3 separate regions of the Mus musculus genome follow, and all the other regions are linked to region 2. Evidence: chromatin loops called from intact Hi-C (ENCODE). Cell type or tissue: heart. All regions are shown on one strand. Region 1 overlaps Fut8 (fucosyltransferase 8). Region 2 holds the start of Fut8 (fucosyltransferase 8). Region 3 has its middle 23 kb from the start of Gm35240.

Region 1 (8,000 bases), 220 kb before region 2:
CAATATATTTTTCAATAAGCTAAATAAAATGGAAGCCATGTGGTTCACTGGTATTAATATGCTGAAGTTGCTAATTATTTGTCCCTGTGAAGAACTGCTGTGCCTGTCCCCACAGTGACTCTGTGGGCCTAAGCATCTCCCATGACCACAAGCAGAGATAATGGAGTTCATGAATCACATGTTTCATGTTCCTTTTAAAATCTGAGGTTACATAGTTTGAAATGTAGCTATGTGAAAAATAGATGCTAAAACCAACACTGAAAATTCTCTAGAAGAGGCAATGATGTTCAGATACCTATTTGCCTATTAGCAGCTAACGTGTTTAATACATTACTGTTGCTGAGTACTATTGTTGTTCCACATGACACAAGTATTTAGTTCTCACAAAAACTATGCACTAGGCAACATGTTTGAAAGTGATGTCTAACTGAATGGCAGACAAAGTGACAAATCAGAGAAAGATTTGACAAAATAGGATATAGTCAACTCTCACAAGAACAGAAAAGGAAAAAAAAAAAGAGGCTACGGAAGAGAGAACAAAGCAGAGAGAAAAGAGGGGAAGGAGGCAGTTTTACCAGGACAGCTATAGAGACAGTTGCAGAGAGAGAATAAGCTAGATGCAGGTAAAGACAGAATGAATCAGAGAATAAACAGGAGCTAGAAGATTAGAATATATTGCCAAAGTTAGTATGAGACCAAAAAGAGAAATTCAGGAGAGGCTGAGAAAGAAGATTGAATCAGTCAGCTTGGAGAGGAGTTCGAGTGAGAACAGCTGAGTTGAATCATCCAGCCGGAGATCAGAAAGAACAAGAAAGGCTGAGCTTATTCAGCAGCAGGTCTCAGAGCCTGAAAACATTCTAGGTCTAGGAAATTTTTATGGAGGTTAGAAGCTTCCAGGACTAGGCTGAGGTTAGCACACAGTCAATTAGCCTTGGAGACCACAGTTACATCAGGCAAAAAAAAAAAAAAAAAAAAAAGGTTACTTTTACAAAAACTTCTATTTTGAACTCTAATATAAAATAGTTGAGTTATTCAAGTCTACTTTGGGTTATAAAACATTGTTTGAGATTTTCTTTGGTATAGATAGCTAAAATTCACTTTGTGTGAGACACAAATCTTAGCACTTGGGAGGCAGAAGCAGGCAGACCTCTAAGTCCAAGGCCAGCCTGGTCTACAAAGGACCAGGACAACCAGGGCTACACAGAAAAACCCTGTCTTGAAAGCAAACAAATTTACTTTGGGTGAATTTTATCAACAGTTTTTAGGAATGATTTGGAGATTAAAAAAAAAATCTCACAACCGATCTCTGCTTCTCTGGATCCAAGGTCTGAATTCACTCAATGATTGATATTACACACAAAACAAAGCAAAGCACTGTGTCGTTTTTCTTTGTCCTAGACAAAATTCTATTATCATGGAGTGATGGTGGTAATGATTTCCAGATCAAAATTAGAGTCATAAGACCAATTCTTTTTATTTTAGGTATAAATTTCTCACTGGAAAATACAGTAATTTTAAAATTAGAAATATTTATCATTTGATGTTTATGACTGTTTTGTTTGCATGTATGTAAGTGCACCACGTGTGTGCCTGGTGTCTGTCAGGAGAGGGTGATGGATCCTTGGAGCTAGAGTTACAAAAGACTGTGAACCACCATGTGAGTGCTGGGAACAAACTTAAGTCCTCTGCAAGAGCAGCAAATGCTCTTAACTGCTGAGCCATCTCTGCAGCCTTATTTTATTTATCTCAAAAGCTGAGTATTTGCCCAACACTTGTACAAATAAATTAGCATTACTAACACAAGCTGAGGAAGTAGGAGAATGTGCTTTTATCTGGTAGGGAATCACAGCCTATGGTATCGCTGGCTGCCCTCAATCTCAACACTGTAGATTATTCATGAGATGGCTAACTATCCCAACTCTGCCACCCACAGCCATGAATTTAGGATCATTTGTGATCTGGAGCAGGCCATCTTTAGAAAATCTTGGCTGTTCAAAAATTCTGAAGTACATATTTAAAAGGAAAAAGAAAAATGATCACTTTCCATCCCTGAATGGCATAAAAGGATTCTTAAGAAGGGCTAGAAGAAAACAAACACACTGGACACATCCCTATAAATGAGATGTGTATATTTTTATTTAATTTAGAACTTATAAATTAGAACAATGCTCCTCAATTGAGACAACTTTGCTAGGGGCATTTGGCAATGCTGAGGGACATTTTTGGTTTTTACAACTAGTGTTGACAGTACTCTTGACTAAGAATGCTCCTAATACCCTAAATACATAGTAGAGTTCTTCATAACAAATATCTGCCAGCAGTGCCTAGATTAAAAAAAACACTGGACTAGAGGTACAGGTCTAAAATTTAGGTCAATAGGGCAGGTAGTGACACAGGAAAAGTGGCTTTAAAAAATATATTATATTTATGAACGAATACATGCATGCATATCCTGAGACTGAACTCTGAACTCAAGTCATCAGGTTTGGTGGCAAGTACATTTATCTACTGAGCTATCTTACTGGTCTGAAAATGGCTCTTTAAAATTTTTTTCCTTTTATTTTTGAGATTATAATATAATTACATCATTTCTTTCTTCCCTTTCCTCTTCCTAGTTCTCCCACATGCCCTTCTCCTTGCTCTATTTCAAATTCACAGCCTCTTTTTTCATTAATTTTTATCACATACATATGAGTGTGTGTGTGTGTGTGTGTGTGTGTGTGTGTGTGTGTGTGTGTTTTCCTAGTATAACCTACTTAGTCTGTATTATCAGGTAGCTAGGTTCTCAAAAATAGGAGTGGGGTCAAGTAGATATACATCTGACCCCCTGCAACGAGAAAGGAAAACATACTTTTTGAAGACAGGGCCCTCATTCCAGTGAAATATCACCATTAGATGCCTTCATGGAAATTTGAAGGCTAAGGAGATTTTATGTTGATATTAGAATCCCTTCTGTGTGACTCCTGATTTGTGTAGCTGTTTCTATATAGTGAGTTATATTCTTATTTCATGATGAAGAAAACTAGAGCCTTTGCATGGATAAGCACCTTCTGAAAATCTTACCAACATCCTACTGTGATAAGGTATACTGATGGCCATATTGTAAAATAAATAAATAAATAAATAAAATAAAAAGATCCATTTCTTTATTCTTTCTGAAATGTACTTCCATGCAAACTGTTTTCTTTTATATATTTTCTTGACTATAATGTTCTCAGCATTTAAGCATACTTATTTTCTACCTATTTGTAATTTTTGGTAATTGTCCTCTAGTTGTATTTTGATTCTGAATAAGAGCCAAACCTATATCTTCAAACTCCCTTTAAGTCCTCTTAGCATACAATATTACTTTGGGTATAGTCACTCAATGGCTGGTTAAATAAGCTAACCAGTGATAAGAGGGCAAATGGGGAAAGAATAACATTCTCAGTAGATACTGTAGTACCAGTATTCCATAGGACACTGAAGATTCATTAGATACTCATAAACACACATACACACCAACCCATAGCCTATGTGCAATGATCAAGCTCCAGGAGCTATTGTGATAGTATAGTATTTTAAAGTTCAATTATTTAAATTTAGCATAGACCTTTTTACTTCACAAAAATGTAACAGAACTTGTAAAAGACTTGCATTTACTGTCATTACTATAAAGCCAGCAAGTGAGGCAAACCGGCTGGGAAGTTAAGTCTCACAGTATCAGCGATGAGCTGAAATGGATGGAGTCTGGTTACATATTAGCTGTTTGCAGAATCAGAATGTACAAAAGAAACTCACTTTACTTGCTGTTTCTGTTAGATGCTGTTAACAGCCAAATACTTTAAAGTACTTCACTGACAATAGTGGAGATGTATTCAACCATTGCTGCAAACAACTAAATATTCAATGTACTCAAACAACTTTTCTATGGGATTTCTTTACTATTTTACAAAACAAATTACTACTAAGCATAAAGGGAAATTATCCTGAGTTACGTCATGCTAACACTTAAAACACAGACACACAAATAATTTTCCTGCTCAATTCAACAGTGAGTACTGGCCACTAAAACATACTACCACTTACCTGGGATGAAAAAGTACACACTAGAAAGTCAGCCTGTGAGAGAAAGTGTATATCCAGGATCACACCCCGAAGTGAATTTTCTGTGTACCGATTGTGTAGTCCAGCTGACCAAGAAATAGAGTTATCACTAATAAATTCATAATTGGAGTACCTGAAAAAGAAAGAGATTTAACAACTAAACAGAGTATTCTATAGCCCAGTTCTTTTTTCTTTTAATTTATTTATTCACTTTACATCTCATTTTACCACCTCATTGCCCCCTCACAAGCCTTTCCCCCACCCCATTCCCATTCTCCTTTAAGCAGGTGATGGTCCCCCTGAGTATCCCCCAACTCTGGCACTTCAAGTCTCTACGAGACTAGGTGCATCCTCTCCTACTGAGGTCAGACAAGGCAGCCCAGCTAGAAAAACATGCTCCAGTTGTTCAGGACCCACATGAAGACCAAGCTGGGGAGGCCTAGGTCCAGCCCGTGTGTGTGCTCTTTGGTTAGTGGTTCAGGCTCTGAGAACCCCAAGGGTTCAGGTTAGTTGACTTTGTTGGTCTTCCTGTGGAGGTCCATCTCTTTTGGGGGCTGCAATCCTCCCCTCAACTCTTCCATAAGAGTCCCCAAGCTCTATCTACTGTTTCGTTGTGGGTGTCTGTCTCTGAGGAGATCACTTCTTTAATCAAAAACTTCCTCTTTAACAGTGAGAACTTGATAATATTTAATAGAATAGTTGAAGCAGCTTTCAAGTGAACAATGAAAAAGAAACTAATTCAGAATATCCTGCAAGGTACAGTGGTGTATTCCTATAACACAAATATTTAGCTGGCTGAGACAGGAGGACTGAGTTCAAGGCACACTTGGCCAAACAGTGGAACCATGTTTCAAAACACGTATTATGGAATATTATCTTAAACACACACATATATCACTATGAGCTTTAGTAACTCATGACAGAGCATGAGGCTTTTTATTCTCTTGGTAATGATCACCCTTCAAAGAGTTTATCTGAGCTTTTTCATATTTAAATGGAGCTGTTTTAGAAATACACTATGACAGACTTTCATTTAAAGTTTTAGTTTATAATTGTGACAGATCAGATGTGAGTAAATGTAAACATATAAATGTCTTCATTAATTTTACACATTATTAATGTAAATAAATTTAAAAATGAATAGTCAAAACCTTTGTGACAACCTACAGTCTTCAATTTCCATCCTTTTAAAAGATCCATCTATTATTCTTAGCCATAACAGTAACAGAAAAGTCATTCTACTGGATTTATGGGAGCAAGCTACTGTGGATGGATGTCTGCCAAATAATATGTTGGTAGTCTTATATAAGATATGTTCTTAAAAAATATCAAAACTGGTTGTCTTGAAAAAGTCTACACCTGTTCAAATGATTCTGCTCTGAATTAAAAATCACTGATTTGGTGTGTAAGTCTTTAGACTAAGATTGAAATCTCGGGCACCCCTGAAAAAATGTTCAACATCCTTAATCATCAGGGAAATGCAAATCAAAAAACAAAAACAAAAACAAAAAACTCTCACCAGTCAGAATGGCTAAGATCAAAAATTCAGGTGACAGAAGATGCTGGCGAGGATGTGGAGAAAAAGGAACACTCCTCCATTGCTGGTGGGATTACAAGCTTATACAACCATTCTGGAAGTCAGTCTGGCAGTTCCTCAGAAAACTGGACATAGTACTACAGGAAAATCCAGTAAGAACTCTCCTGGCATATACCCAGAAGATGCTCCAACTGGTAAAAAGGACACATGCTCCACTATGTTCATAGCAGCCTTATTTATAATAGCCAGAAGCTGGAAAAAACCCAGATGTCCCTCAACAGAGGAATGGATACAGAAAATGTGGTACATTTACACAATGGAGTACTACTCAGCTATTAAAAATAATGGCTTTATGAAATTCTTGGGCAAATGGATGTATCTGGAGGATATCATCCTGAGTGAGGTAACTCAATCACAAAAGAACACACATGATATGCACTCACTGATAAGTGGATATTAGCCCAGAAACTTAGAATATACAAGATACAGTTTGCAAAACACAAGAAAATCAAGAAGGAAGACCAACATGTGGATACTTCATTCCTCCTTAGAATAGGGAACAAAATACCCATGGAAGGAGTTACAGAGACAAAGTTTGGAGCTAAGACAAAAGGATGGACCATCCAGAGACTACCCCACCCAGGGATTCATCCCATAATCAGCTACCAAACCCAGACACTATTGCATATGCCAGCAAGATTTCACTGAAAGGACCCTGATATAGCTGTCTCTTGTGAGGCTATGCCAGTGCCTGGCAAAAACAGAAGTGGATGCTCACAGTCATCTATTGGATGGAACACAGGGCCCCCAATAGAGGAGCTAGAGAAAGTACCCAAGGAGCTGAAGGGGTCTGCAACCTGATAGGTGGAACAACAATATGAACTAACCAGTAACCCCAGAGCTCGTGTCTCTAGCTGCATATGTAGCAGAAGATGGCCTAGTTGGCCATCATTGGGAAGAGAGGCCCCTTGGTCTTGCAAACTTTATATGCTGCAGTACAGGGCAACACCAGGGCCAAGAAGTAGGAGTGGGTAGGTAGGGGAGCAGGGCGGGGGGAGGGTACAGGGAACTCTCAGGATAGCATTTGAAATGTAAATAAAGAAAGTATCTAAGGAAAAAAAAAAGAAATCTCAGGCACCTTACTGAAAAGGGAGTAACCTTCATTCTTCCTTTATATTATTTCATTTAAGAATTAACACACAGAGTGCTTACAAGTGTACCTGACAAATAGGAAACATTCAACAAATATTTGCTGTCATAAGCATCTATGTCTAATTTTAATCTTTACAGCTCTCTAAATCTATACTCAGAATCACCTGATTTGAAGTTTGAATGTAAAATTCCTAACTTTCTGCCTGCATTCTTTTTTGTCATGTGGTATATATTTACTCTTTGTTTACTGCTTGCATCCCTCTCCTGCTTCCATTATCCCTAACTGGAACCTAAGCTCTACTCAACATAAGCACTCATCTGCAGGGTTCACTTGAGTACTCTCAATACCTACAAGGGACTCAGGAACACAGTAAAAGGATAAATGAATGAAGACAATGCTTCTTACTTACAAACGCTGAAAACATTAAAAGTTAGTTTATACTCTGCCTCTAAACAATACTCTCCAAGGTTAGGCTCAGGCCTGTTTTCCTCACATGATAGGAACTAGCTGCTCACACAATGCTATGACTAAATGCATGCCTGAATGAGTGCTACCTTAGACTTTATCCCAATCCCCGAATAGCTGCTCCAAATTTCTTATCATTTCATGGCCACTAAGGAGCTTCCTTGATTGCCTCTGATAAAATGGCAGTACAGGCAAAAACTCAGAGCACGCTTTGTACTGCTGCATGTAGTGCTTGTGCCTACTAGACCCTATGATTGATTGATTTTAGTATTTTGCCTTACTCAGCTCAACACCAGTAAGGTGAAGAAAATGTCACATTTGTTCTAAAAAGAAAACCTGAAATATTTGTAGTGTGTATGATCAAGCTACATATCCAAGCTACAAACAGCAGCAAATGTATCTGCAAATGCTTAAGAGTAGCAGAGAGCGCCAGGTGGTGGTGCATGCCTTTAACCCTAGCACTCGGGAGGCAGAGGCATGCGAATTTCTGAGTTCGAGGCCAGCCTGGTCTACAGAGTGAGCTCCAGGACAGCCAGGGCTACACAGAGAAACCCTGTCTCAAAAAAAAAAAAAAAACAAAAAACAAAAAACAAAACAAAACAAAAGAGTAGCAGAGAATAGGAACCAGCAAAACTGCTGTGGGTTTCACCCTTGAGTAAAGCTAATCTCATTAGCTCTGTGAAACTAACAAAGGAGTGGCCCCTTTACAAAGAATGGACACCAACAGTCAGGGCTCTCCTAACTAAAAGGCCCTGCTAT
Region 2 (8,000 bases):
AGTTACAGATGTCACAGGAATTAGTCTTACCTGACACCTGGTCTGCTAACTCTGTTACAAAATGGACATTTTTGCTGATTTCATTTCCATTATATCCTTGTGTCATTATAGTTAAGCACTAATAGCATCTTTTGAATTAAGAGGAACTGCTCTTGACTGTATATCATCTGGCCATTTTTAGTAGACATACTTAGCATTGAGAACATGACTATTCCTAGAATACTTACAGATTAAAAGTAACATGTGCCCACACCTGACAATCTACATGCAGGGTCAGACTGTGCTAATACCTGAGTAACGGAGGGCTATAACTCTGTACGAGGAGGCAGTCGGGGTTATTTACTCCTGAAGCTTCTGAGAATCAATTTACCAAGGACAAGGAAGGGACTTTTCCACCTCAAGAATTTCAATAGCCACCTTAAGCCCTAGAATTTTGTTAAGCTTTCTGAAGGAATAGGAAAAATCAAACCTTATGTTAAAAAAGAAAGCAAAATATTTTCTACGTGTTAGCTGATTTTGAGTATGTTTTCTCAAAATTACAATCTTTTGACACTTGATTTGTGAATGAATGAAATATTCAAAGAAGACATCAAAACTATGACCACTTGCTACTTACACGGCCAGACAAACTGAACCAGTCTGATCCTATCTGATTAAGGCTCCAGTTATCTGACACTTTCCCCTTGTGAACTCCCATGAGTAAAGAACACTGTTGTTCATTTTAGACTGAGTTCTCTTCAGTGAATCTCCATATTCTGTATTGCTTTTTACAGTATATTATTGCAAAGAGGTATGCAAAGATAAATAATTCATTTTCTTAAAAAGGCGGCTCCTTGTAATCAGGAGCTCTACACACAGACAGAAATAGCATAAGAGGCAAGAGAATGCATTCCAGGAAAATAAGAGACATGCTTTAAAGTAAAGCAATAATGCAACTGGCAACCTTTCTAATGCCATACTACCTTCTCTTTGTTTTTGACTTTAAGCACAGTTACCACTAAGATACATACTCACCATCCCATAACCCTTTTCTTTTCTTTTTTGATGTTCTTTATTATTATTATTATTATTATTATTATTAGATTATTTTCTTCATTTGCATTTCAAATGCTATCCTGAAAGTTCCCCTATACCCTCCCCCCAACCCTGCTCCCCAACCCACCCAACTCCTGCTTCCTGGCCCTGGCATTCCCCTGTACTGGGGCATATAATCTTCGCAAGACCAAAGGCCTCTCCTTCCGATGATGGCCAACTAGGCCATCTTCTGCTACAAATGCAGCTAGAGACACAAGCTCTGGAGGTACTGGTTAGTTCATATTGCATAACCCTTTTCAAATCAAGTCACCGTTATTTTCACTTAACAATGTTAAACTCTACAAAACTGGTATTCTAATCTTTTTTATCTTTACCTCAAAAACAAAAACAAGCAAAAAAAAAAAAAAAAAGTTAGAACAAATCTATTTAACACACCAACTAAAGTTTTGCCTGGAAAAAAAAATCTATGAACCTAAGAGGAAAAAAAAAACACCATAAAGAGAGAGCATGACTGTAATCCCAGCACTCAAAAGTCTGATGCTAAGGATCACAGCAAAATCAAGGCCAGCTGAGCAACACAGTAAGACACACAAAAGACAGTGGATTTGGTAGAGAAGCTATTAACCATATTTTCCATCTTTAGCAATAATCTAAATTTATTATCAATTGCATCAAATACATATAAAGTAATTATAAAGTGAAGTCATTTGTAAACATTGGTATGCATTTAGTTTGATGGTTTATATTTCACTTGACAGAAGGTTTTTGTTTGTTTGTTTCTGGACTTGTTTTTGTTGATTTAAGACAATGTTCCCATCCCTAGCTACTCTTAAACTTCTAACCATCCTTCCTTTACCTCCACATCCCCTTTATGCAATGCATGTGATAAAGATCAAACCTGATACTTCATTCGGATGAGGCAAGCACTCTACCAACTAAGCCACATTCCCATAGCCCATTGGTTTATGCTGTCTATACTCTAGACAAATTCATTCTAGTTCTAAGTATTAATAAGAGTTGACATCTTATTAAGTGATATTTCCCCCTTACAATATCATTTTCTGACCAAAAAAAAAAAAAATCACCAAGAATTATTGTCTTAAGTAGTAATGCATGACTATTAGGTTTTGACAATAAAGTCTTCTTGGAGAAAAAAAAGTGTAATGTTCCATGTCTCTAACTCTAGAACATGGAAGGATGAGTTCAAGGCCAGCCTGAGCTATACCTATTAGCTTCCAGCCAACCAGGGCTACAGAGTAAGACCCTGCCTCACAAAAGAAAACTGAAAAGCAACTTAAATGAAATTAGCCTATTATCACTATGCATTCTGTAGTATACATGAATAACTCTTAAACTGACATGCATGGCCTAATTCCATAGCAGGGCCCTATTGGCCCATATTTTATTTTTTAAAATGTACAGTATTATATGAATTCTATAGTATGTTGGGGATTTTAAGGCTCTTTAAAAATCAGTTGTAAAAAATATGTGTTTACCTTTAAACACTTTTGACTGTCACTATAATAAGCTACAAGTTAAAAACAATTCAAACAGTAATCCATTCTACTTTGTGGTAGAGAAATGTAAGTCAAAGAGTAAGAGGACCACAGGGAATCTGTACTGATCCTTACTCCCATCCTACTCATCTGAAAAGCACAAGATAAGCAGTAACACCGAGAACAGGGCTTTTGTTTCAAATGTTTACAATCTTACTTTTGTTTCCTTTTAAGGAAAAAAACATACTGACTTTTTAAAAATCTTGTGTTTGCAAAACAAAATAGTTCCAGGTTTATAAGTATGCTATAAAATGGGCACATCTATCATTTAATTAAACCAATATACTTTTACTAAATGCAATTTATAAAGTAAACCAATAACAACCACTGAATGGAAAGGAATCTATTTTTTTAATTAGCACTGGTAAGGTTCTATTTACTTAAGAATGTGAATAGCAAAAGGCTCATCACTACCCTCAAAAAAATAAATATTTTAATAATTTTTAAATACACATCATTATCAATTTTTGTAGATTTAAAGAGCATGTGAGTGATCAGACACAAATCAAACCCATATACTTTAGAAATTAAACAAAATGTCACACATCATAAAAATAACTATTCTATATTCAAACAAATTCAACATATAATAGGCTGCAAAATGACCTTGAGACTGCTGTCCAACTATCCAACATTTCTTTACTAAAATTATCTGGTTTTAACAGAGAGAATTCACTACACAGTGAATATATCTATCTCTCCAGGACTCTGCTTGAAGCTTTTTATCTTTTGGCTTTTTGTTTTACCTTTTTGGGAGTGCAGATTTTATAAAGCAAGAATACTCAATACGAGCAGAGGGTCAGGAGCACAGTCCACTATCAACGCACTGCCTGAGAGGAGTGAGATGCTACAGCACATTCAAGTTGTAGTACACATTTTCAGAATTGTAGATAAGAAACTCAAAACACTTAAACACCTGCTTTCATTATTCATGATCGATTTCTAAAACTAATTTCTAATATCCAATATACACACCCCACAAATAACTATGAACAGTTACTATGTCCACATCAATACCTCTAGTGTTTTAATTAAAAAAATGTATACTTCTCCTGGTCATAAAAATCTGGTTAGATGTTTAAAAAGTTCAAACAGCTATTAAGCTACACTTTGCTTTGGCACTAGCTCCCCCTCCAGACCAACCTAAAATAACTGCATTTAAAAAAAAAAAAAAAAAAAAAAAAAAAAAAAACCACACACACACACACATTTTGTGACACACTAGAAAATTTCAAAATTCATCACTTTTGAGGTCACTGTTACTCCTTTGGAAAAAAATTATTTAGATTTTATTTTTTTAAAGACCACATTATAGAATCAGAATGATTGTCTTGGTCTCCGTTCTATATATATCAAATACAGCTGACTTACAGAGAAAACAACCTCAAATGACTTTTAGATTTTAAAAAAATCCTTAAAATACAATCTGTAGTGTGTCATATTTAAGTTATTTTGAATCACTCTCCTAGTAGATCACAAGACACCCTTCATATTAACTCACTATCTGATCAAAGACATTTCTGCACGTTCCTGCAATCTATGCAAGTTTCATTCCAGCTGTTCAGCTCTTCAACTCAAACAGAATTCTCGATTTATAACAGCAAACTGAAAACCCAAACCTCCAAGCCACCCTCATATGCTTACAGCCTAGTCGTCTCTTGTTCCCTACATTTTCACTCGGCCTGCAATTTCAAATGCTATATATATGTGTGTTAAAATACTGTCGTATTTATAATTAAGACTTCTTATCAGAAGGACAGCAATGTACAGGAGCGTACTATTGTCAGAGACTCCTATGTTGCCTTAAAGAAAAGAAGCATCTTACTTCTTTGCTTCAGTATATAATTTCTCCCCTAAAATACTTTATATATGATATACCCTTTAAAAGAAGTATGCATATTACACAGAACTTTAACCAAGAAAATAAATAAGCACTTAACCCCAGGAAGAACAAGACAACTAAAATAAAACCTTCTTAAGAGTTTCTACGGAGCAAAGGCAAAGTTAAGTCAGTGACTTGTGATAAATTTAACTCTTAAATTGATAAAAACTTCCATTGCATTTGTTCCCTGAAACCTTTAAGTTCGGAGTGATCTACGGGAGGTACGGGAGGATATGGTTTTCCTGGGCTCACCTTCTTGCGTTTTCTTAAAAGTAACGTGCAGAATTAGACACAAGGAAAAACACTACTTTCTTTGCTTTTCTCCAAGGCCTCCACGTTTAAGGCAAAGCGCTAAAAGCTCACCAGGGTGCGAAACCCTAACCATGACAGTGCCATTTAACTTAAGAATTACGTCTCTGAGGATTGCAAAGCCCACATCCAGAGAACAGGTGCTGCTACCGACAAACCACCCCAACTCCAGCAGGACAGACCTCCGCTGAGCTGATATGACTCATTTAACCTTCCCAAATAAGTTGAGACACTCCACAGCCTCCAGCTTGTCATTCGCAGATCAAAGGGAGGGGATACCGAGGCACCCAGGCCATTAACTACCCTGCCTCAGCCACTAGCCAGAACGCATCTTTGTGCAGGTTCACTCTGATTTCCAGCCCCAGAAGCCCACACAGCAAAGCAAAGCAAAGGAACCCACCTTCCCACGGTCTGACCGTGGGGACCCGGCTGCGGGGGCAAGGAGCGGCAGATGCAGAGATTCGCTGAGGGACACCTCCCACCCCGCCCCCATCCCATAGGTCCTGGGATGCCCGACGCCGCGGCGCCCCTCACCCAAGGGGCCAAGGCTACGCCGGGGTGTCCCGGAGGCTCCCTCCCCACTTTTCCCGGGGCCGCTGGCTGAGCAACGGCTGCAGCAGTTGCAGCAACAGGCCCGGTATCGGCGGGAGGACGAAGGAGCGCCCCGAGCCCAGGCTCCACAGAGCCCGCGCCCGCCCCGTCCTGGAGTCCGCGGCGCGCGGGGCCCGGCTCCCTAACGCCCCCTTACCCGAGGCGGGAGCGAGGCGGTCGGCGCCGTCCCCCGTCGCCGCCGCCGCTGCCTCCAGCTGCAGCTGGCCGCGGCGGGAGAGTGGGAGGGGTGCTGGGGTGGAGGATGCTACTCCCGACTGAAGGGAGAGGAAGAAACGGAAACAGGAACCGCGGCCGCCGCTTAACGGAGCCTTCGGCGCCACTGACTGAGGGAAAGCGCAAGGCGGCGCGAGCCAGGCAGCGGCTGACAGCGCGAGACCGAGCGCGAGCCGGGTCCAGGACGCGCGACCCCGAGCAGCGCCGGCCCCATTCCGTGAGGAAAGGGAGGGACGGGTTGGCTGGGAGCCGGGGAGGGGGCGGCGGGGGCCTGGAGCCCAGAGAACCCGGCCACTCGGGTCGGCCCGAGACCACGCGCGCACGCGCCGGAGTGGCTCCGACCGGGAGCGCAGGCGGGGAAGCCGCCGGCCGGCGCGAGCGAGGGAGCGAGCGAGCGAGCGTGCGCGCGCGGAGAGGGGCGCGCGCCCCTCGGCGTCCCAGCCTGCTGGGGGAGGGCGCGCATGCGCCGGCCGCGGCCTCCTCCAGCGACCCTGGCATGTGCACAGGCTCCGCCCCGTCCCCTTCCTCTCTGTGCGGGTGGACAGCGGAGCTGCAGCATCCACCGGGCCACGGCGGGACCCGAGTTCCAGCCGGACAGCGGCCGCGCGCGGGCTCCGGCTTTGGTCTCTACAGGCGAAGGCCGCCTGAGGGTCGGAGGCTGAGGGGAGCAGCGCTCCCCACGCCCTGGCCGGCCTGGCCCACCACCCAGAGGCGCACCCCGCTGGGGCTCAATAGGGCTCTGTACTAGTTTCGGGGTACTCTCTGCTGCTCATCCGCTGAGGCACCAGCACACAGTGCCACCTCGGCTCCGGGCGGTCCGGCTACCCTGCGGGCTCTGTCTTCATCTGAAGAGAAAGAACCCCGCAGAGCCCGAGTTCGAAGCCCGGCCGTTCGCAGCCGCTGCTGCCTCAGCCCTTCGGAGGCGGAAGTTTATTGAGTACAGGAGAGGAGAGGCTTTTCCCTAGGATGCTTCCTACCCGCTCGCACTCGGGGATCCTGACGCCCGCGATGCTGAGCCGAGTGCCGAAGGGCTACCTCCGACAGACCGTCCGGGAGGGCGAGCTGGGCGGGAGGACCCAGCCGCGCAGCCAGGGCACACAAAGTAGTCGCGGGCCGAAGGGGTGCTGCCGGGGCCAATCAGAGCGGGAAAACCAGTGAGTGGAGTGCGAACTGGCCAATCAGAGGGCCGGAAGATGAGCTTCCCGTGCCGAACTCTTCCCTGTAGCCTGGGGACCAGATCCCAAGCCTGAGGACTCAGCCGGGTGACTGAGTAGAAAAGCTGCCCTCAAGACAATTATTCCTCCCAGCACAGATAAATACTAGTAAATACTTTGGAAACGTATCTCTGAGTAAACAGGGCCACCCTTTTATATGCTAGTAATCAAAAAAACACAGAAAAGACATTAAAGAGGTCGTAGCCTGCCAAGAATGCAACCTACCTAATAACTCTCATAAATTCCCAATGTTTATTCTATATCAGGAACTGTGTTTCTAAAATGCAAAGGACAGTGCTTTTTAAAAAGGAAAAAAAAAAAAATGCCTGTGCCTTCAGGAGCTCCGCACCCTGAGAAGCTTTTCCGGACCTGTGACTGGGTTAATGTCTCTTCGAAATAAAGCTCTCTGAGAAAACACCGTGGCTTATTGAAGGTCACACAAAACTCTGGTGAAGTCAGAATTATGATCTAGCCAAAAAGCTTGGGTGTCATCATTCAACAAATCTGTAGTCATTTATTAAATGCGTAGATAACTTCCGTGAGACTCTCAGTTCTCTGTTGCAAATAAGCAAAATTTAGGCTTATACTGTACTTAGATGGATTAAGGGCTAAAATTTCAACAGTCAAAACCCTGAATTATTTTTCCTTTTGTGTGAGTATGTGCATGCTAAGGGTGTGTTTTCTCCTGGGCTACACCCACAGCCTGGAACATTTTTAGGAGTCAGAGGTAAAATGTTTACTTTGAGGCTTCAGCACAGCATTTAAAAAGCACTTTAACAAGGATGTATGGCTTGAATGTATTCAAGGGAAAAAGAGGAACCATTTCTAGTTAATTAACACACGCTACCATTTGCAGTACTTGAAGATCTCTACATTCAAAGTTTTATGTGTGCCTCGAACTCTCTGCTCCTTTAATCTGGCTTTAATTATCTCCTAGGAAATATTAAAACTATAGGAATCAAAGCATCCCACCTACTTTCTATTTAAGAAAAAGCCACTAGAAATATTTGTGAAGAACTTAGTACATCTTTATAGAACAGCATAGTATATAAGAAAGCGCCAAACTGATGACTCTGAAATACAGTGAGAAAGTAGTTCTTCAGCAGTTCAGGTCTCTGCTCAGTGTCACAGTACGCTGCTCTCAAAGATCCTTCAGGCCATGCTCAGGATATAGTTACC
Region 3 (8,000 bases), 290 kb before region 2:
TGTAGACTTTATATACCTAGTTTTGAATGACTGGAGGTGACAGAGTAGACCCTCTTCTCGCTACCTGGTACTCATATCCTTCTCAAATTCTGCCCCACTGCAGACCAAGTCACCCATTATCTTTAAACAGAAGGTCAGCCCTGCCATCCAGGAAAGGTGAGAATGAGCCAATGACTACATCTATGTTTCCATGTCTGCATCTGTTAAGTGGTACTCTGAAGGCATCCAGGCATGAACCATCATGGATGTGGGTGAAGCTGTGACATGTGGGCTCACTGCAGAAAGGGAGCCCAGTACCCTGGAGCTGTTACAGTTGGCATTGTTGACCTTGTGGTTTGGCTGAAATTTCCGTTTCTGAGCCAAAACAAGGCACTTCCTGAGCAGGTCTGTCTTTTGTCTTGGTCCTGATGTCAGTATTTCTCCATCCAACTTCCTTGCTTACTCTGTCAACTAAACAGCCCTCCAGATGTGTGGAACGCTGTTTTGCGTTTCCAAGACACTTAGAAAATGACTTCCATGGAGAAAAGATTCATGGAAGGCATGGTACCCTAAGAAGTCAGGCTTCAGGCAACCACATTTCTCTCACCTTCCCCCTGTGAAGAAGAAACTTAACCTTTGAGAGCCCTGTGCCTGGCTGGCCCAGCTTTAGGTAGGCTCCTGAGAGGGCACTGCCTGGGTGTTCACCTGCCAAGCTCTCCTCCCTGCTCACTGACGGACCAGGTCCTGCTAACTTTGCCCTGGTGACATACTCAGGCTCACCCACTAGCACTGTACCCTTGTGTGACAATTAACTAGTAATTAGTCTCCGTGCCTTCAGCTTGTTAGCCACAAAGCTTATCCCTGGGGGCCAGCCTGATCCTGCATGGCCTGGCTCAGGATTATATCACTTTTCAGCCATCTCCCACTTTAAAAACCAAACCACTTGGCTGCAGGTCCAAAGTTATGCCCAATGTGCCCACTGCTTGGCTGTGCTGTCCTACACAGCCTCATCATCCTGCTTCTGAAACACCTGTCCAAGGATCACGCTTACCCAGGCAGGGCATTTGTTAAAGTGGACACCCAGGTCTGAGCCAACTTCCCTTCTAAAGACGCTCAGAGTCAACACCAAAACCCCCAAAGTGGAAAGCCCCCTTTTAGTAGCTGAAGCTTGGCTATGTCCCAGAGAGCCAAATGCAGCACCAGACCCTCCATTTTGCCACACACCCCTACCTTGATATACAATGTTCTCTCTGCCTACTGCCCTAATTTCTGCCAACTAAATTCTCTCCTTCAACGCCCATATCAAATACCAACTCCACCAGGCAGTTTCTCCAAGGTTCTCAAGTCCTATGGCAAAACGCATGCTCTTCCCCCCTCTGGATGCCTGTTTTACATTCTCTGACTGTATATCCATCATCTCCTCAGCCACGTTAAGTACAGGCATTCTTAACAAATACAATTTGGTGGGTGAGTGATGAGTTTGTTTTTGTAGACTACCTTAAACTGTGCAGTACGCAAGCTGTCAGAACCACCAGGAAGCATCTCTGCCAGAATGTAATTCTGTTACTGTCTTTCTGCCCCAAGGTGATGGCGCTTCTCCCATACATTCCCACGAGAGAGCAAAGACTACAGCTTTAGACTCGGGGCAACCAGGGGAAGCTGGAGGCCTCCACCCAAAGTTGTAATTCCCAACGGTTTGCATTCAACTTGTCATACAAGTAAAACCAAAGCAGCTTTGCAGGAGGAGGAGCACCTGGAGGACGAAGGAGCCGAAACAGAAGGAAAGATGTGGCCCTCAAGGTGGAGGAACAGATACTGCAAGTCAGGAAGCTTCTGGCAGGAAGGAAACAGAGGGGAACTCGAGCTTGCCACAGCCTGGGGGCTCAGGTTAAGGAAGACGTGAGCCCCGAGAGCCTCTGCCTCTTCTGTCTCACAGGACTCAGCGACCATGCCAGCAGCCTGGCACAAGCCTGTTAACATTTCTGTCTACTGTTCTTCTGTTTCAATACTTATTTTTATTTTATGTGATGATTCTTTTACCTGCATCTATGCCTGTGTACCACGTGAGTGCAGTACCCATTCAAGCTAGAAGCAAGGGTAGGATACCCGGGAACTTGAGTTACAGGTGGTTGTGAGCCACCATGTGGGTGCTGAAGACTGAATCCAGGTCCACCCAGGTCCTCTTGAAGAGCAACCAGTGCTCTTAACTGCAAAGTCATCTCTCCAGGACTTTTGTTGTCCATTTTGAGCTCTTATACCCAACATGAATACTTCTAATCTCTTAGAGGCAGGTCTAAGGAAATGTCTTTGTTACTTGAAGATGTACTGAACTTCCCCAAGTCCTCAATAATCCCCATTCCTTACCTCTAAACAGCAAAGGACCAGACAGGGACGAGCTACCCTGTCAACCATGGCTAGCATGCAAGATAGGATGATATACCAGAGATGCAATAGATTCATGGCAAACATGGAACATGAGTGATGTACTTGCTGGGGTGGGACTGTGGCTCATTGGTAGAGAGAGGGCTTGCCTAACATAAGCAAAGCCCTGGGTTCTATCCCTAGCACTACACAAACTGGGCAAGGTAGCTTATGTTTGCAATCTCAGCACTTGGGAGACAGTGTCTTAGCTAGGGTTTCTATTGCAGCAATTAAACACTATGATAAAAAAGCAAGCTGAGAAGGCTTACACTTCCATCATTGAGGGAAGCCAGGACAGGAACCCAAACAGGGCAGAAATCTGGAGGTATGAGCTGATTCAGAGGCTATGGAGGGGTGCTGCCTACTGGCTTGCTCCCCATAGCTTGCTTAGCCTGCTTTCTTATGGAAGCTAGGACCACCAGCTGGGGATAACACCACCCACAATGGGCTGGGCTCTCCCCTATCGATCCCTTATTAGAAAAATGCCTTACATCTGGATCCTATGGAGACATGTTCTCTCTTGAGGTCCCTTCCTTTCAGATAACTCTAGCTTATGTCAAGTTGACATAAGACTAACCAGCACACAGAGGAAAGAGACAAGAAGCTTAAGGTCATTCGCCGAGTTTGAGGCTAGTCTGTGTATTATAAAAAGGTACCTGGAGGTTCTGAGGGGGCAATTGCCCGAGCTATGTTGCCAGCAGATGGCAGTGTGGTCCACTGGGGGTGGGGAGGAGCTGCAGGCTCCACCAATGCTGTCTCCCAGCATGGCCCCTTGCTCCCTTGCTATCCCTGCATCTTACCTGACTGTGGCACTTCACTCTAGCTGAGGACAAAATGGTCTCCCACGTCCCACCTTGGTGACTTGTCCTTAGCCTGGGCACCATTGGCCACTTGCTCACACGGCAGATGCACTCTGGGAGTCGGATTGACTCACAAGGTCAAACCCACATTTCTCCTTTTCCCCGTTGTGTGGCCTTCAGCAGGTCCCTCATCCTCACTGAGGTGGTCTCATATAGAAAAGTGAATTAGAGCAGGTTCCTCATATGACATTCTGAGCATTACTGAATGAGCCACTAGAGCATGCCAACCACACGAGTGTCCAGGCCTCCTCTTGAAGAATCTGTTCCCCACTTGCCTGAGGGGCTGCTTTGTACCTCTTGATCTCCCCTCATCCTTCTCACCAGTCCATCTATAGGCTATACTGGGTCCATACTATTTCCCTATTCACAGTTGAACTAAAAAGTCCACTTGGATCAAACAGCTGTTAATTATCTTAGTTCAACTTTCAAATCTTTCCAAATTCTGACCTTGGCTCCTCACCTCCTCGGGTTCTGGCTGGTTCACATCCATCATCTCTCATGGAGATCACTGCGTTAACTTCCTAACTGCCTCCCTGGACTCTGCGCTTCCACACCTGGCCTCCTCCTGCTTCCAGAGCACATCTGCTACACGACAGGAACATTTGATCTGCTCAAGGCTCACATTCTATGAACCTGCCTGCCTCGTAGAACACACCTCCACGGCTCCCTCACCTTGCCGCACCGGTCTCCTACAGGCTGAGGGCACATGTCTCAGGGCCTTCTGGACTATTGCTCACTTGCTTTCAGTTTTGCTTTGAAGCTCCTGGGCACAGAAAGGTCTTCAGGTCAGCTGTCACAAGGACAGACAGCATCAGCCTGCCCCACCGTCTCTGATCTGCATTTGTCACCTGAAGTGTTAGATCTTTGCATGTTGTCCAGTTGTCTCCCTAATAAGGACATCAGCCTATAGGAGTGGGGAGTCTACTCTGAAACCTGCTGCACCTCCAATGTTTAAAATATCCTCAACACACAGTAGGTATTTAACACATGTACATTGAATGCCTCTTGTAGTGGGTTGTTCAGACCAACCTAATACAGACTCTTTGGGTGCACAATGTTGAAGTCTTGAATTTAAAACCACTAGTGTGTCTATGAAAGCAGCAGCACTCGGCAGGGAAAGGCATGAGGGTATAGTCAACACAGAGAAGCAAAGATGAGAGGCCGCATGTCTGAGAGTAAAGAAGGAACTACCTTTTGTGACTGCCACAGTCAAGTCCCGAGTAGACCATCTGCTTCCTGCCTTGGGATATGACAACATATCACACAAACAGAGGCACACATACCACACCACACATGCATACACACACACACACACACTGATATAGATAGGTAGATTATATATATATATATATACACACACATATATCATAGACACACATGGATAATATATATACATTATATATATATATATACATACATACACATATACATCAGACATACATACACATAGTACATGACATATTTCACACATGTACCATACATACAATGTACACATGCTTCATATACACACCACACATATATACATATCATCTACACACACCCTACCATCAACACACACACACACACACACACACACACCACCACCACCACCACCACCACCACCACCACCACCAACCACCACCATGCATCCAGTGAACTTGGCAAGCCCCAAGCCGACTGTCCTGCTCAGCTGATTCTCCATCCCAACTGTTCTCAACTTCCAGTTACTCTGGTTAGAAACTTAAGTTGGAAGCAGCATCCATCTCCGTCACCCTCCATCTGTGCACACAGCTTGTTAGTTCTTTCCAAACTCTTCCTAGAGTCAACCTCCTTTCATTTACACGATCTGTGCTTATAGCTTTCATCAAGACTACTCTGACCTCAGAGCAAGCCAGGTCCCCGTGTACAGTCCAATAACTCCTGTATTTTCTTGTTATAGCATTGGCCATGGGTTGTAACTACATATCTGTGACAGTATTTGATTAATATCTCTCTTTCCCATTAGACCGTACACTCCACCAGGATAGGTCTCAATAACCTTCATTGCACGGATGAATGGAGCTCCCTCTTCTCTTCCAGGAGGATGCAGCTGTGTTAGATTGCTACTTGTATCTCCCATCCTCGGCTCTGGAGCACCCTGCACAAAGGCATGACTTGCCGTGTCCCTGTCAGCATGACAGCTATAGAGCTTGTTTGGGGAAAAGGAAGTGCTCACTCCCAGGTGACCCATCAGGCAGCCGAGTCCCACCAGCCACAGAAACCTGACAACCAGGATCCTTGGTGTTTCCACAGTGGCCCGCAAGCTGACGGCGGCTTGTCCCTTTGCCTCCTGGTATGGCAGTAATTAGAAAGAGCAGTCATCACCACACTGTGTTCCCCCACCCCCACCCTCGGCACCCCGTTGGATGCAGGAACACATGTAGCTGTAAGACCACCTGCCAGGAAGAGAATAGAAGACTCATTTGCTGAACATGGCAGGGGTGGTGGCAAAGAGATGAGCCGCCGCATAGCAAGTAGCTGGCCCTCTTCCCCAAAGCCCTAAATAATTTCTCCACTTGAAAAAAAAAAAGAAAAAGAAAAAGAGGAAAAATACAAGATTAATTTTTCATGTTGATTTTCCCACTTGGAAGCTTAAGGAAGGGCTCTGCATACTAAGAGCCAAGCTGGAGGTTCCACGGTTGGCTGGGTTTAGACAGAGCCATGGGGAGGGAGGGAAGGAGGGCCTGTGGCTCTCACCCGTGGCCCTCATTATGGGGGCTGACAGAGCATAGGTGGACAGTCAATCCCCTCTTGTCTTTAAGGTCCTACTTCCTCCTAGGTGTGATCCTGTTTGCCATAATGACATCAGAAAGTAGGATTTGTAATTGTTTTATTCACAGGGAAACTGAGATATGCGGAAATCGGGCTCCCTGACCAAGGGTATTCAGCTCTGAGAAGCAAAGTCAGGATTTCAAGTCCAGCTCTCAGGCCCTTGCCCACACTGGGAATAACACTGTTCCTGGCAGGGACTGAGGCAGGCACTGGGTGACCATCTGTCTGTGACTCTGTGGCAGGAGCTCCTTCCCCAGTGTGCTGAAGGTTTCCAGCAGTGCTGTCTATCTAGATTGTTCTGCCTGAATTGGCTGTGGATCCTCAACCTCTCTTGTGAAATGAAGCAGTAGAGAGAACCAGAGATGTTAGCTCTGGCATCGAGGAGGCTGAAGGCAGTCAGCCCTTCTGGGACATCTCCTCTCTACCACTAACTGCCATGCTACTGTGGCCAAACTGCTTAATCTACCGTCCTTACAAGGTAGCACACATGACAGAAGAAGATCTCAAAGTCAGGAGGAGCCATGAAACCAATGTGTTCCCAGGACTCCGAGGAAAACTTTGCCCCAGGCTTCTTCCAGACACTTATGGGTTCCTTGGCTTGTAGAATATCACACTGTCTGTGTTTTGGAGACACTACTGATAAACTCTGTTTCATATAGGTGCAAAGTGACTAGGTGTTTAAATATGCAGTAGATAGAATCTTTGGTTGCATGGAAGAGAAATATGTTTGAGCCAACACTGTAAAAAGGAAAGTCAGAGCCATAGATCAAATATTGATGTTCCCTGAAAATTCCTGTGTTGAACCTTAACTCCCAGGGTGATGGCATTTGGAGGAAAGCCATGGCGTGGGGGGTAATTAAGTGCTGAGAGTGAAGCCTTTATGAATGGGATTAATGGCCTTGTGAAAGGGATCCTGGAAGGCCAAGTGTGGTGCAAACACTTCCAATTGTACTCAGGCTGGGGCAGGGAGATCACAAGTTCAAGACTAGCCTGAGCTACATAGCAAGATTCAATCTCAAAAACAAACAAATCAGGAAGGGATTCTGGAGAAAGCTTGCTTCCTTCTCCCCATGTGAGGACGCAACACCATGAGAAGCCTCCCTGTGATCCAGAATGCAGGCCCTCCGCAGATCCCGTCTGTCTGCACGTGAGTCTTAGACTTGTAAATTCTATACCCAATTCTCAGGCTCCATCTACCTGAGAACACCAAGAGAGGCAGGCCAAGAAAGGAGGGCGTCTGTCTCCTGAGACTGTGGCTGAAAATGCATAGTCTCCATGCTAGGGGACCCAGCAAGGCCTGCTTTGCCTTCCCTTACTCCCTTCCCCTTTCACCTACTCCCTTCCCCTGCTCCCCTGTAGGAGCCCTGTGGTTCCGAGTTACCTCATTTCTCTGCACTTCTTTGTCCTTCCTGTAAGTGGAGATGAGCCGATGTCTGTGAGGGGTAGGAGAAGGTAGATAAGCTCGCCTCTATGAAGTGTTCAGGAGGGCACAGAAGAACACGGGCCTCAGAGTGTCGGTGACCAGGCTTATTCTCTGCTTGCCTTCCTTCCCCCGTTTCCTGCCCATCAGATGGAAACATAGCTGCCAGACTCCTCCATGTGTCTAAAGCCTCCGTGTGCCCTTCCGGCCGGCCCACTGCAGCACCAGCACCATGGTCTCTGGCCCGGGGGAGTCTGCGGACACCCGCAAGGACCCACACAGAATCCGCCACGGGATCCTAAGACCTCTGGTGAGTGGAACACAGCGCCTACTCCAATCCAATCGCGCAGGTCCTGAGACTGCATTAATTAAGGAAGCAGGAAGCCTGGCCTGATATAGGGCTCAAGTCCCTTCCAGCCTGCCCACTGCAGCACCGGGGTTCCTGGACCGGGGGAGTCTACGGACACCCACAAGGAACCACACAGGAGCTGCCATGGGATCCTAAGTCCTCTGGTGAGTGGAACACAACT

Evidence for each region. A loop is a pair of places that touch in the nucleus more often than their neighbours do. Peaks named below come from ENCODE experiments on the same cell type or tissue, not always from the same donor. Only the 100,000 strongest peaks of a DNase experiment are listed, where the experiment ranks them.
Region 1: a loop joins it to region 2, with 2.0 times the contacts of the local background. A loop is called at or near these places in 2 of 42 quality-filtered maps.
Region 3: a loop joins it to region 2, with 10 times the contacts of the local background. A loop is called at or near these places in 9 of 42 quality-filtered maps.

The regions. Positions count from the first base shown.
Region 1 is chr12:77,460,279-77,468,278 of GRCm38, reverse strand. Fut8 (fucosyltransferase 8) reads right to left here. Exons shown (of 12, transcript NM_016893.5): 11 at 4,069-4,219. Among named protein-coding and RNA genes, the nearest start is that of Gm25926, 46 kb to the right of the region's middle. In heart, no CTCF peak of the experiment used is centred here; no DNase peak of the experiment used is centred here.
Region 2 is chr12:77,236,784-77,244,783 of GRCm38, reverse strand. It overlaps Fut8 (fucosyltransferase 8), which reads right to left and starts at 6,680. Exons shown (of 12, transcript NM_016893.5): 1 at 6,585-6,680. It overlaps 9530018F02Rik (a long non-coding RNA gene), which reads left to right and starts at 5,558. Exons shown (of 1, transcript XR_003950200.1): 1 at 5,558-8,000. In heart, CTCF peaks have their summits at 3,711 and 5,726; DNase peaks (open chromatin) are centred at 6,043 and 6,753; H3K4me3 peaks cover 2,613 bases; H3K27ac peaks cover 2,110 bases.
Region 3 is chr12:77,526,599-77,534,598 of GRCm38, reverse strand. No RefSeq gene overlaps it. Among named protein-coding and RNA genes, the nearest start is that of Gm35240, 23 kb to the left of the region's middle. In heart, a CTCF peak has its summit at 3,092 (motif pointing right); no DNase peak of the experiment used is centred here; H3K27me3 peaks cover 360 bases.